Regions from separate parts of the Homo sapiens genome. Here region 1 is linked to region 2. A link is a contact called in ENCODE Hi-C or POLR2A ChIA-PET data. All regions are on one chromosome and are shown on one strand. The core of a region is the stretch at or near the end of the contact, and the rest is flanking DNA. Distances in the headings are between cores, read along the strand shown.

Region 1 (5,492 bases), core at 2,173-4,672, 39 kb before region 2:
TTAATATTTGAGGTTGAATATGATGAATAGAAATACAAGCGAAGTAAATAATTTTAAATAATAAAGGCGGGGCATGGTGGCTCATGCCTGTAATCCAGCACTTTGGGAGGCCAAGGTGGTGGATCACTTGAGGCCAGAAGTTTGAGACTAGCCTGGCCAACATGGTGAAATCTTGTCTCTATCAAAAATATGAAAAGTGAGCTGGGCATGGTGGCACGTGCTTGTAGTCCCAGCTACTCAGGAGGTTGAGGCATGAGAATCGCTTGAACCCAGGAGGCGGAGATTGCAGCGAGCCAAGATGGCACCACCACACTCCAGCCTGGGTGACAGAGCCAGATTCTGTCTCCAAAAAGAAAGAATAAATGTGTAAAAAAGAATATTTAATATTATATACATTTATAAATAAACATGTTATTTATATTTTATATTATATATATTTTATTTTATTTTTAACTTTTATTTTTCCAATATATACACTTTTTAAAAATATGCCACTGGCCCTTGAGAAAAAATTTATTTGCACTGCTAGCATTCTTCTACTGCAGTATTAGCATTTCATATAGGCACTACTCTTCCATTTCCTACTTACATTCATTTGGGCTATTGTTACAAATACAGTATGCAATTGAAGAAAACTAATGGGGGGCCCAGTGTGGTGGCTCACACCTGTAATCCCAGCACTTCTGGAGGCCGAGGTGGGCGATCACCTGAGGTCAGGAGTTGGAGACCAGCCTGGCCGATATGGTGAAACTTCTTCTCTAAAAGTACAAAACTTAGCTGGGCATGATGGTGTGCACCTGTAGTCCCAGCTACTTGGGAAGCTAAGGCACAAGAATTGCTTGAACCTGAGAGGCAGAGGCTGGAGTGAGCCGAAATTGAGCCACTGCACTCCAGCCTGGGTGACAGAGCGAGACCCTGTCTCAAAACAAACAAACAAACAAACAAACCAAACACCAAACAAAAAAACCCAAAAAACAAACTAGTGGGGAAACGAAGCTTTATATATGTTTTTCCTCTTTACAGCTTCTCAATATCATGCCATTTAAGTGAAAATTTATATGGACATTTTCTGTACATATCTTGAAGGGCAGAGATTACACTGATAAAACCAAAATAATTGTGCAAGGCTGGGTGCAGTGGCTCATGCCTGTTATCCCAACACTTTGGGAGGCTGAGGTGGGTGGATTACCTGAGGTCAGGAGTTTGAGACCAGCCTGGGCACCATGGCGAAACCCTGTCTCTACAAAAAATATAAAAATTAGCCAGGCGTTGGTGGTGCACACCTGTAATCCCAGCTACTCAGAGGCTGAGGCAGGAGAATTGCTTGAATCCAGGAGGCAGAGGTTGCAGTGAGCCAAGATCGTGCCACTGCACTCCAGCCTGGTCAACAGAGTGAGACCCTGTCTCAAAAAAAAAAAAAAAAAAAAAAAAAAAAAAAAAATCCCAAAGCATTTAATTTGACCAAAAACCTCTGTAAATAGAAATACTCAGAATGTTCTTTAGTTAGCTCTCTCTCAAATATCAAGGGTGCACTGAGTTCAGGGCAGAAATCACGTGTGAATTAGTTCCAATGGTATACAAACACATGGAAACACTAAATTAAAAGCTGCCTTCCTCAAAGTGTAGTGAGGCCTCAAAACCACTCTAACTGTAACCTCAGTCACCAAGACAGAGGACAGACTGAACATTTACCTCTGCATAACAAATGTGGCTCTGGCACACCTGTTATCTATCCAAATTATTAACTTTCTTTGCCTTTCTAGAAAAAGGCCTATTATTGAACATTAACCATATTCTAATTTTAAATGTAATTCATTTCTTAAAAAAAACCACTGTCTCTGAACAGATAAAAATGGCTTACATAGGCCAGGTGCAGTGGCTCACACCTGTAATCCCAGCACTTTGGGAGGCCAAGGTGGGTGGATTGCCTGAGCTGAGGAGTTCGAGACCAGCCTGGGCAACACAGTGAAACCCCATCTCTACTAAAATACGAAAAGCTGGGCATGGCCGCGTGTGCCTGTAATCCCAGCTATTCGGGAGGCTGAGGCAGGAGAATCACTTGAATCTGGGAGGTGGAGGTTGCAGTGAGCCAAGATTGTGCCACTGCACTCCAGCCCAGGCGACAGAGCAAGACTCCCTCTCAAAAAGAAAAAAAAAAAAAAAGGCTTACGTAATACTGTTACAGAATCTTTAGGGTGTCACATTTCTGGTCGGAAATATCTGTGTCCCCTGGCACCTTTGCCAGAGTTCTTGTCTTGTGTCCAGGAAGAATGAGTTACACAGGGAAGTGGAGGGTGAACAGGATGAAGAGGAGTTTTATTGAGTGTTAGAACAGCTCAGAGAAGACCAAAGTGGGCAGCTCCTCTCTGTAGACAGTTCATTCCATTGAGTGCTCAGCTCTCAGCAGAGAGGAGACCCCAGAGAGGGTAGTTCCTCTCTGGTCCTCCTGATGGCTGCAGGTCTCAGCAGAGAGGAGGCCTTGGAGAGGGTGGCTTCTCTCTGCCCAGCAGGTCATCCCATCCTCACTGCAGCTTTCAGCAGAGAGTGTAGCTCCTTTCTGCAGCTGGTCGTCAGGTCATCTCCAGCTATTAGCACAGAGAGTGGCTTCTCTCTGCAGCTGGTCATCTGGACGTCTCTCTTTTTCTCTGCCCTGCTCTGGCTGAGCCTGGGGCTTTTATGGACCTCAGAGGGGATGCAGTGTGTGCCGACTGGTCCATTAACAGCCATGCATGGGCCTGGAAAAGGCATCACAAGTCCCCACTCTGGTCCACAGGTCTGGTGGCCCTCAGCCTTCAGGCCCTCCCTGGCCTGAAGGTGGGGTCTTAGCGAGGACTTGCTCCCTTCTGCCAGGAATCAGTCTGCCTCCTGCTGCCGTTCATGGCCCCAGGTTGGACCCTGACTTTGCTCCAAGATCAGAGCAGGCGCTGAGAGCAGGGAGAAACCAGGCAGTGGGAGCAGGTGCTTTGGAGCCTGCAAGGGCAGGGGGGCCTCCCTGGCCCCCCAAGAGCACAGGGAGGCTTGAATCTGCGGCCACAACTTGGGCGGCTGCAGAGGCCCAGGATGCAGCTTCAGGTGCTCCCCCTTGCAAGCTGGGGCGGGGATTCCTGATCCTTGCCGGGCCTGGGCTGGCGCCCAGGGCAGGGGCAATATCACCACGAACTGCCCCTGTTGCCCCGGCACTCAGGGGCAGCCTGTGGGGAGCTGATCCTGGCCCCAGCCTGGCCACGGGGAGTGGCAGGCTTGGTGGTCGCTCTGATGCGGGGTGGACCCCAAGAACACGGCTGGCAAGCCCTGCACAGAGCCTCCTCCTGATGCCTAGGAACCCTGAACCCTCTGCGGGGTGGGTGCAGTGGCTGCGCGGCTGGCTAGTCCCCAAAGAGGGCGCTGCTCCCTCTTCCTGCCCCCGCCCCCAAAGCACGGCCCCAGCTCCACATCCGGGCCCCTCTCTGCCCGACCGCGCTGCTCCAGCAGGGCGTGGGCTCCAGAGGGCTGTGGGCTGCGTGGCCGGGGAGCTGTCAGCCTCCTCCCTGGGCCCTCCCTGCAGCAGCCATGTGATGGCAGCAGCCAGACAGCCCACCACAGCCATCAATACCACACGAATTTTCACAATAAGCTGGACAAACTTTCCCTGGTGGAAAAATTAGTCTGTGGCCGGGTGTGGCTGGCCCTGGCTCTCCCAGGAGGTTTTCATGACGTAACCTGCCAATTTGATAAATCTCTGCCTCATAGAGTCACAAACGTTCTTCTCTAGATGAGAAGTTCTCCATGATTCCATAAATATAAATTTTAAAAAATTTAACCTGGGGCCGGGCGCGGTGGCTCATGCCTGTAATCCCAGCACTTTGGGAGGCGGAGGTGGGTGGATCACCTGAGGTCAGGAGTTCAAGACCAGCCTGGCCAACATGGTGAAACCCTTGTCTCTACTAAGAATACAAAAATTAGCTGGGCGTGGTGGTGTGTGCCTGTAATTCCAGCTACCCAGGAGGCTGAGGCAGGAGAATCGCTGGAACCTGGGATGCGGAGGTTGCAGTGAGCCAAGATCACGCCACTGCACTCCAGCCTGGGTGACAGAGCAAGACCCCGTCTCAAAAAACAAAACAAAACAAAACAAAAAAAACAAAAACTAACTTTAAGTTCAGGGGTACATGTGCAGGTTTGTTATATGGGTAAACCTGTGTCATGCGGGTTTGTTTTACAGGTTATTTCACCCAGGTGCTAAGCCTAGTATCCATTAGCTATTTTTCCTGATCCTCTTCCTCCCCCAACCCTCCACCGTCTGATAGGCCCCAGTGTGTGTTGTTCTCCTCTATGTGTCCATGTGTTCTTATCATTTAGCTCCCACTTATAAGTGAGAACATGCAGTATTTGTTTTTCTGATCCTGCGTTAGTTTTCTAGGGATAATGGCCTCTAGCTCCATCCATGTTCCTGCAAATGACATGATCTCGTTCTTTTTTATGGTGCATAGTATTCCGTGGTGTATATGTACCATATTTTCTTTATCCATTCTACCATTGATGGCCATTTAGGTTGGTTCCACGTCTTTGCTATTGAGAATATGCTGCAATGAATATATGCATGCACGTGTCTTTATAATAGAATGATTTATATTCCTTTGGGTTTACACCTAGCAGTGGGATTGCTGGACTGAATGGTAGTTCTGTGTTTAGGTCTTTGAGGAATCCTCACACTGTTTTCCACAATAGTGGAGCTAATTTACATTCCCACCAACAGTGTAAAAGCGTTCCTTTTCTTAGAAGACAATACCTTTTTTTGTTGTTGTTGTTGTTGAGACGGAGTCTCCCTCTGTTGCCCAGGCTGGAGTGCAGTGGTGTCATCCCAGCTCACTGTAACCTCCATCTCCCGGGTTCAAGCAATTCTCCTGTCTCAGCCTCCCAAGCAGCTGGGATTACAGGCTTGCATCACCACGCCCAGCTAATTTTTGTATTTTTAGTAGAGATGGGGTTTCACCCTGTTGGCCACGCTGGTCTCGAACTCCTGACCTCAAGTGATCCACCCACCTCAGCCTCCCAAAGTGTCAGGATTACAGGCGTGAGCCACCGTGCCCAGGCAAGAAGGGAATATCTTAATGACAACTTCTCCCCGCCGCTTTCCTCGCCAAAATTCTTCACATTCACCTTTGCCAGTGTTCCTGTAACAACAATAGTTTTCACAATTGTTCTCTGAACAAGCAATGGTAGACCTGATCCAGAGCCTGATATTGTCATATCATAAATTAAATCTTTTAATGTAGTTCCCTCTGAAATAAAAGGATAATCTTTTTTTTTTTTTTTTTGAGACGGAGTCTTGCTCTGTCGTCCAGGCTGGAGTGCGGTGGCGCGATCTCGGCTCACTGCAGGCTCCGCCCCCCCAGGGTTCACACCATTCTCCTGCCTCAGCCTCCCGAATAGCTGGGACTACAGGCGCCCGCCACCACGCCCGGCTAATTTTTTTGTATTTTTAGTAGAGACGGGGTTTCACTGTGTTAGCCAGG
Region 2 (6,138 bases), core at 839-3,338:
GTAGTGGATGCCCAGAAACACAAACCTGCTCGCTCTCTCTCTCCTCTCTCTCTCTCTCGTTCTCTCCCTTTTCCTTTTTCTCTTGGGAATGATCTCTTTCTCCCCCGCCCTGTTTTTCTTCTTCCCCCTCTCTGTCTCTGTCTCTTCCTCTCTGTTATTCTCCTTCTCTTTTCCTCTCTCTGGCTTTCTTTCTTTTCTTTCTCTTATTTCTTTTTTTCTCTTTCTTCTTTCTTTTTCCTTTCTCTCTCTCTCACCTCCCTCCCTCTCTCCTTCCTTCCTTCTTCTCTTTCTTTTCCTTCCTTCCTTTCTTTCTTTTTCTTTTCCTTTCTTCTTTTTATTTATTTATTTGACAGAATCTCCCTCTGTCACCCAGGCTGGAGAGCAGTGCCATTATCTTGGCTCACTGCAACTTCTGCCTCCCAGGTTCAGGCGATTCTCCTGCCTCGGCCTCCTGAGTAGCTGGGATTACAGGTGCCTGCCACCACACCCGGCTAATTTTTGTAATTTTAGTAGAGACGGGGTTTCACCATGTTGGCCAGGCTGGTCTCAAACTCCTGGGCTCAAGTGATCCACCCGCCGCGCCCTCCGAAAGCGCTGGGATTACAGGCTCCAGCAACCACGCCAGGTCGCCTCTCTCGTTTTTATTCTCTCTTCCTCTATCTGTCTTTTTTCTCTTTCTCCGTCTCTCTCCCTCTCTCTCGTTCTGTCTCCCCCGCCTGTCTCCCTCCCTCCCTCTTCCACTCTCCCTGCGTCTCTCCCTGTTTCTTTCTTTCCCCTTCTTCTCCTGTCCCGTCTGTCCCCTCTGTCCCTCTCTCTGTTCTTTTTTCTGTCTCTCCCTCCCTTTCTCTGGGCCTCTCCCTCCCTCTCTGTCTTCTCTCTGTCTCCCCCTCTCCGTTTCCCTCCCTATCTCTCCCTCCCTCTCTCCCTCCGTCTCTGTCTGTGTCTCTTTCTCTCTGTCTCTCCCCACTTGTCTTTCTACCTCTCCTTCCTTCTCTCTCTGTGCCTCTTCTTCTCCCCGTCCCTCCACGTCCCCCGTGTTACCTGTGTGATTCAGCTGCAGCTCAGCTACGTCCCACTGGAAGAAAAGACCAGAAAACAGGGCACGGACGTAAGCAGAGAGGTTCTATGTGTCCCCTGTGCCAGGAGCTCTCTTTTCTCTGTCCATCCTCCTTTCCACCTCTCATCCCACGGCGCGCACTGGTGATTTTATTTCATTTTATTTTTTTTTACTCTTAAGACTTCTTAAAGAGGAAGCAGGTCTGAACCAGCGGGGAACGTGAAGTCGAGACCTTCAAAAGAACTTCTTCGTTTCCCGAATCGTTTTCCTGGATGTCACTGGGCGCGAGAGCACCGCGCGCAGCGGACTCTCTACGCTGCAAAGGCGCCCGGCGCGGTCCCCAAAGGGACCCCTCCCCCACCCGGAGCGAGTGGCTGGGGCCATCCCGTCCTAGGAGGCCCCAGGAAGCCCCCACGCCCAGCCTTGTGAAGCCCCCAGCAGCCTCTGAGTCAGCCTGCCGGGGGAACACCAGAGCCGAGTCATCTTCCATTTCCATGTGTGCCTACCTTTCCCATCCCGGGATCTCCCTGTACCTCCTGGCAGGGCTGCCTGTCTCGTAGCCCCTACACCGGGCAGCCTGGTCCCCGCCTCGCCTCCCTGTTCTGGTCTCTGTCTCTGCCCTACCAGATCTTCCTCTCTGGCCTCTTTGTACCCATCTCATTCTGTCTTTTCGGTCACGCGCCTCTCTATGTTTTCTTCCCAACTTTTCCATCTCAACTCACCCCAAGTGACTCGAGCGGCAGCTGCTGCTGAGCCTGTGCGAAGCGCTGGATGCACACCACGAGGCAGATCACCAAGCCCGCGACCAATGGGACCAAAGCAGCCCGCAGGACGCACCCATAGGGCCTGCGCCGCACCGAGCAGCCCGAACCCTCCTCCGGCATCGCCGCGGCGATCACCTCCGCTAGCGCAGGAGGGGCGATGGGGGCGCGGAGCGCTGCCGAGAAGGAAGGAAGGAAACTGCAGCCCCCTCCCGGGGCTCCTGGGCGTCTACTTGCTTCAACCTGTCAGGGGACCAGCCTGCCCCTCTCTGGGGATGTCCGGCCGGTCGAGGGGAGGGACTTGAGCAATTGGCGAGGGGAAATTCCCTCCAACCGCTGCCAGTCTGAAGATCCTAAAGTGGGTGGAGGCAGTTGCCAGGATGCAGGCAGTGGCCCCGGGTGAGCCTCAGAGTTGCCTGCCCCCAACCCCTCCCCGCCCGACCTTCAGGCAGGAGACATTCAATCTTCCTATTCCCCTCTCCACCTCATTCTTCTGGGGCCCATTCATTTATTCAACAAACCTCCACTGCACATTTATTAGGGATTAGATTGTGCTGTGCACTGGGGATACAGCAGACATCCAAGAATTGGGGGTGCTCCCCAAATATTCGTGTACCCCTCTCCTGCATTTTTTTGATTTGTTTTGTTTTTGAGACGGAGGTCTCCCTCTGTCACCCAGGCTGGAGTGCAGTGGCGCCATCTCAGCTCGCCGCAACCTCGATCTCCTGGGTTCAAGCGATTCTCCTGTCTGAGCCTCGCGAGTAGCTGGGAGTAACATGCGCGCGCCACCATGCCTGGCTAATTTTTTGTATTTTTAGTAGAGATGGGGTTTCACCATGTTGGCCAGGCTGGACTTGAACTCCTGACCTTGGGTGATCCACCCGCCTTGGCCTTCCAAAGTGCTGGGATTAAAGGCATGAGACACTGCACCCGGTCAGTTATCTCCTGCATTCTTGGAGACCACCTGCTTTTTTGTTTAAAGTTAAATTAAGTTAATATTTTTATTTTTTATTTTTATTTTATTTTATTATTTATTTTTTTTTTTTTTGAGACAGAGTCTCGCTCTGTCGCCCAGGCTGGAGTGCAGTGGCGCCATCTCGGCTCACTGCAAGCTCCGCCTCCCGGGTTCACGCCATTCTCCTGCCTCAGCCTCTCAAGTAGCTGGGACTACAGGCGCCCGCCACCACGCCCGGCTAACTTTTTGTATTTTTAGTAGAGATGGGTTTTCACCATGTTAGCGAGGATGGTCTCCATCTCCTGACCTCGTGATCTGCCCGCCTTGGCCTCCCAAAGTGCTGGGATTACAGGCGTGAGCCGCCGCGCCCGGCCTAAATTAATATTTTTAGAGACAGAGTGTTGCTCTGTTGCCCAGGCTGGATGCAGTGGCGCCACACAGCTCACAGCAGCCTCAAACTCCTGGGCTTCAGTGACCCTCCCATCTCAGCCTTTTGCATAGTTGGGTCTACCAGCACACGCTACCATGCCCGGCTAATTTTTTTTTTGGGGGGGGTAGAGGATAGGGTGTTACTATGTTACCAGGCTGGTCTCAAACATCTGGGCTCAAGCGATCCTGCTGCGTAGGTCCCCCAAAGTGCCGGGATGACAGGTGTGAGCCACCGCATCCAGCCTCCTGCTGCTGTTCTCGATGGCTGTAGTGGGTTAACGGTGTCCTCCCAGAATTCATGGCCTCCTGGAACTGCAGAATATGACCTCATTTTGAAATTACGGGGTTTTTTTTGCAGATATAATTAGGCTTAAATGAGGTCATACTGGATTAGAGTGGGCCCTCAGGTGGAGAGAAAAGAGGCTCATAGAGAAGGAGCCGTGTGAAAACAGAAACAGAAACTGAATGAGGCAGATGAAAGTCAAGAAACACCAAGAAGGAGCCAGGCGCAGTGGCTCACGCCTGTAATCCCAGCACTTTGGGAGGCTGAGGCAGGCGGATCACTTGATATCAGGAGTTTGAGACCCTCCTGGCTAACACGGTGAAACCCCCGTCTCTACTAAAAATACAAAAAATTAGCCGGGCATGGTGGCGGGCGCCTGTAGTCCCAGCTACTCAGGAGGCTGAGGCAGGAGAATGGCGTGAACCCGGGAGGTGGAGCTTGCAGTGAGCCGAGATCACGCCACTGAACTCCAGCCTGGGTGACAGAGTGAGACTCCGTCTCAAAAAAAAAAAAAAAAGAGTTGGAGACCAGCCTGGCCAACATGGTGGAACCCCATCTCTACTAAAAATTCAAAAAATAGCTGGGTGTGGTGGTGGGCACCTTTAATCCCAGCTACTCAGGAAGCTGAGGCAGGAGAATCGCTCAAACCCGGGAGGCAGAGGTTGCAGTGAGCCGAGATCACACCATTGCACTCCAGCCTGGGTGACAGAGCGAGACTCTGTCTTAAAAATATATATATTTTTTAAAAAGAGGATCCAGCCTCTTTTTCCGGCTGGAACCATGGAGGGTGTAGAAGAGAAGAAGAAGGAAGTTCCCGCTGTGCCAGAAACCCCTAAGAAAAAGCGAAGGAATTTCACAGAGCTGAAGACCAAGCGCCTGAGAAAGAAGTTTGCCCAAAAGATGCTTCGAAAGGCAAGGAGGAAGCTTATCTATGAAAAATTGAAGCACTATCACAAGGAATATAGGCAGAGGTACAGAACTGAAATTCGAATGGAAAAGATGTCAAGAAAAGCTGGCAACTTCTATGAACCTGCAGAATCCAGACTGGCGTTTGTCATCAGGATCAGAGGTATCGATGGTGTGAGCCCAAAGGTCCGAAATGTGTTGCAGCTTCTTTGCCTTTGTCAAATCTTCAATGGAACCTTTGTGAAGGCCAATTAACATGCTGAGGATTGTAGAGCCATACATTGCATGCGGGTACCTAAATCTGAAGTCAGTAAATAAACTAATCTACAAGCGTGGTTATGGCAAAATCAATAAGAAACGAATTGCTTTGACAGATAACGCTTTGCACGATCTCTTGGAAAATATGGCATCATCTGTATGGAGGATGTGATTCATGAGGTCCATACTGTTGGAAAACGCTTCAAAGAAGCACATAACTTCCTGTGGTCCTTCAAAGTATCTTCTCCATGAGGCAGAATGAAGAAACAGACCACCCATTTCGTGGAAGGTGGAGATGCTGGCAACAGGGAGGACCAGATCAACAGGCTTGTTAGAAGAATGAACTATGGTGTGTACTATAATTATTTTTCTAAGCTGTTCAATAAACATTACCTGCTCTCAAATGGAAAGAAAAATATGTCTGTATATACATACAGTTAGGGTCCCAAGGGCCTCTGGCTATGAATCATCAAGAAGTCAGTGTCATCAGCAGCAAACTCACAGCCAACAGCGCTAGAACTCGTGCCTGGGGATAGCTTCTCTAACACGTGGATTTCCTCCTCTGTGAGGCTCATCACGGCCTCCTTGCTCTTGGGGGACATTAGACAGGGCTTCAGCACTATTTGGGGGCTGTTTGAAACAGCAAAATTACCAACAAAAAGCAAAAAATTGAAAGGAGATAAAAATGGGAGATTTCAGAGCCTGAGCCTATAGCATTTGCTGGGTGGGTGAAGAGGGTGGTCAAAGAGGTCCAGAATTTTGAGGTATCCAGAAATCAAAATATCCTCCCTGAGATCCCCAAGTACTAAAGGGATTTCCTTCACGGAAGCCCTAGGACTCCAGGTCTGGGGGAAGCGGGTAGACAGCACCTTCAAGACAATCTCCTACCTTAATTTATTTAATATTTACTTAGCTGATCTTTTTATCAGCTTAAGATATAAATAGTTTAGATTCATATCATTAAGAAATAACTAATACCTTCTAAAAGATGGGGGAAAGAGAGATGGGGTGGGGTGGCTCATACATGTAATCTCAGCACTTTGGGAGGCCGAGGTGTCTTAGGAAAATCCCAAAATGAGACAGGAGCAGCCAACTCATAAAAATAAATACAACTGCTTGGCCGGGCGCAGTGGCTCACACCTGTAATCTCAGCACTTTGGGAGGCCGAGGCGGGCGGATCACAAGGTCAGGAGTTCAAGCCCAGCCTGGCCAATATGGTGAAACCCCGTCTCTACTAAAAATACAAAAATTAGCTGGGCGTGGTGGCGGACACCTGTAGTCCCAGCTATCTCGGGAGGCTGAGTCAGGAGAATCGCCTGAACCCGGGAGGCGGAGGTTGTCGTGAGCTGAGATCTGGCCACTGCACTCCAGCCTGAGAGACAGAGAGAGAGTCTGTCTTAAAAAAATAAATAAATAAAAAAAATACAACTGCTTATGAAACTGAATCTCGTTCACCACAAGAAAATTGGAAATTGAAAGCTCCGTGAAA

Evidence for each region. Hi-C counts contacts between places; a loop is a spot of excess contacts on that map. ChIA-PET counts read pairs that join two places held with the same protein, here RNA polymerase II (POLR2A). Pooled maps may share reads with other maps.
Region 1: a loop to region 2 is called in a map of GM12878, with 2.6 times the contacts of the local background. The contact joins the enhancer-like site here to the promoter of CD70 in region 2. A Hi-C loop is called at or near these places in 3 of 168 maps with a recorded cell type or tissue (GM12878, heart right ventricle and naive thymus-derived CD4-positive, alpha-beta T cell), 14 of 37 single-sample maps with no recorded cell type and 12 of 50 pooled maps. POLR2A ChIA-PET finds 5 or more read pairs at or near these places in 13 of 52 experiments (A673, CD8-positive, alpha-beta memory T cell, GM10248 and 9 more).

The regions. Positions count from the first base shown.
Region 1 is chr19:6,548,682-6,554,173 of GRCh38, forward strand. It overlaps the pseudogene TGFBR1P1. Among named protein-coding and RNA genes, the nearest start is that of TNFSF9, 20 kb to the left of the region's middle. RefSeq lists an enhancer at 3,216-3,285. Within about 2 kb of position 3,423, at least 4 of the 41 ENCODE cell types and tissues checked have a DNase peak (open chromatin) inside an H3K27ac peak, as active enhancers do; they include GM12878, where a contact is called at or near this core.
Region 2 is chr19:6,589,062-6,595,199 of GRCh38, forward strand. CD70 (CD70 molecule) reads right to left here and starts at 2,089. Exons shown (of 3, transcript NM_001252.5): 1 at 1,780-2,089; 2 at 1,042-1,075. The coding sequence starts at 1,941. It also overlaps the pseudogene RPL7P50. RefSeq lists enhancers at 989-1,358, 1,859-2,258, 3,329-3,788, 3,809-3,908.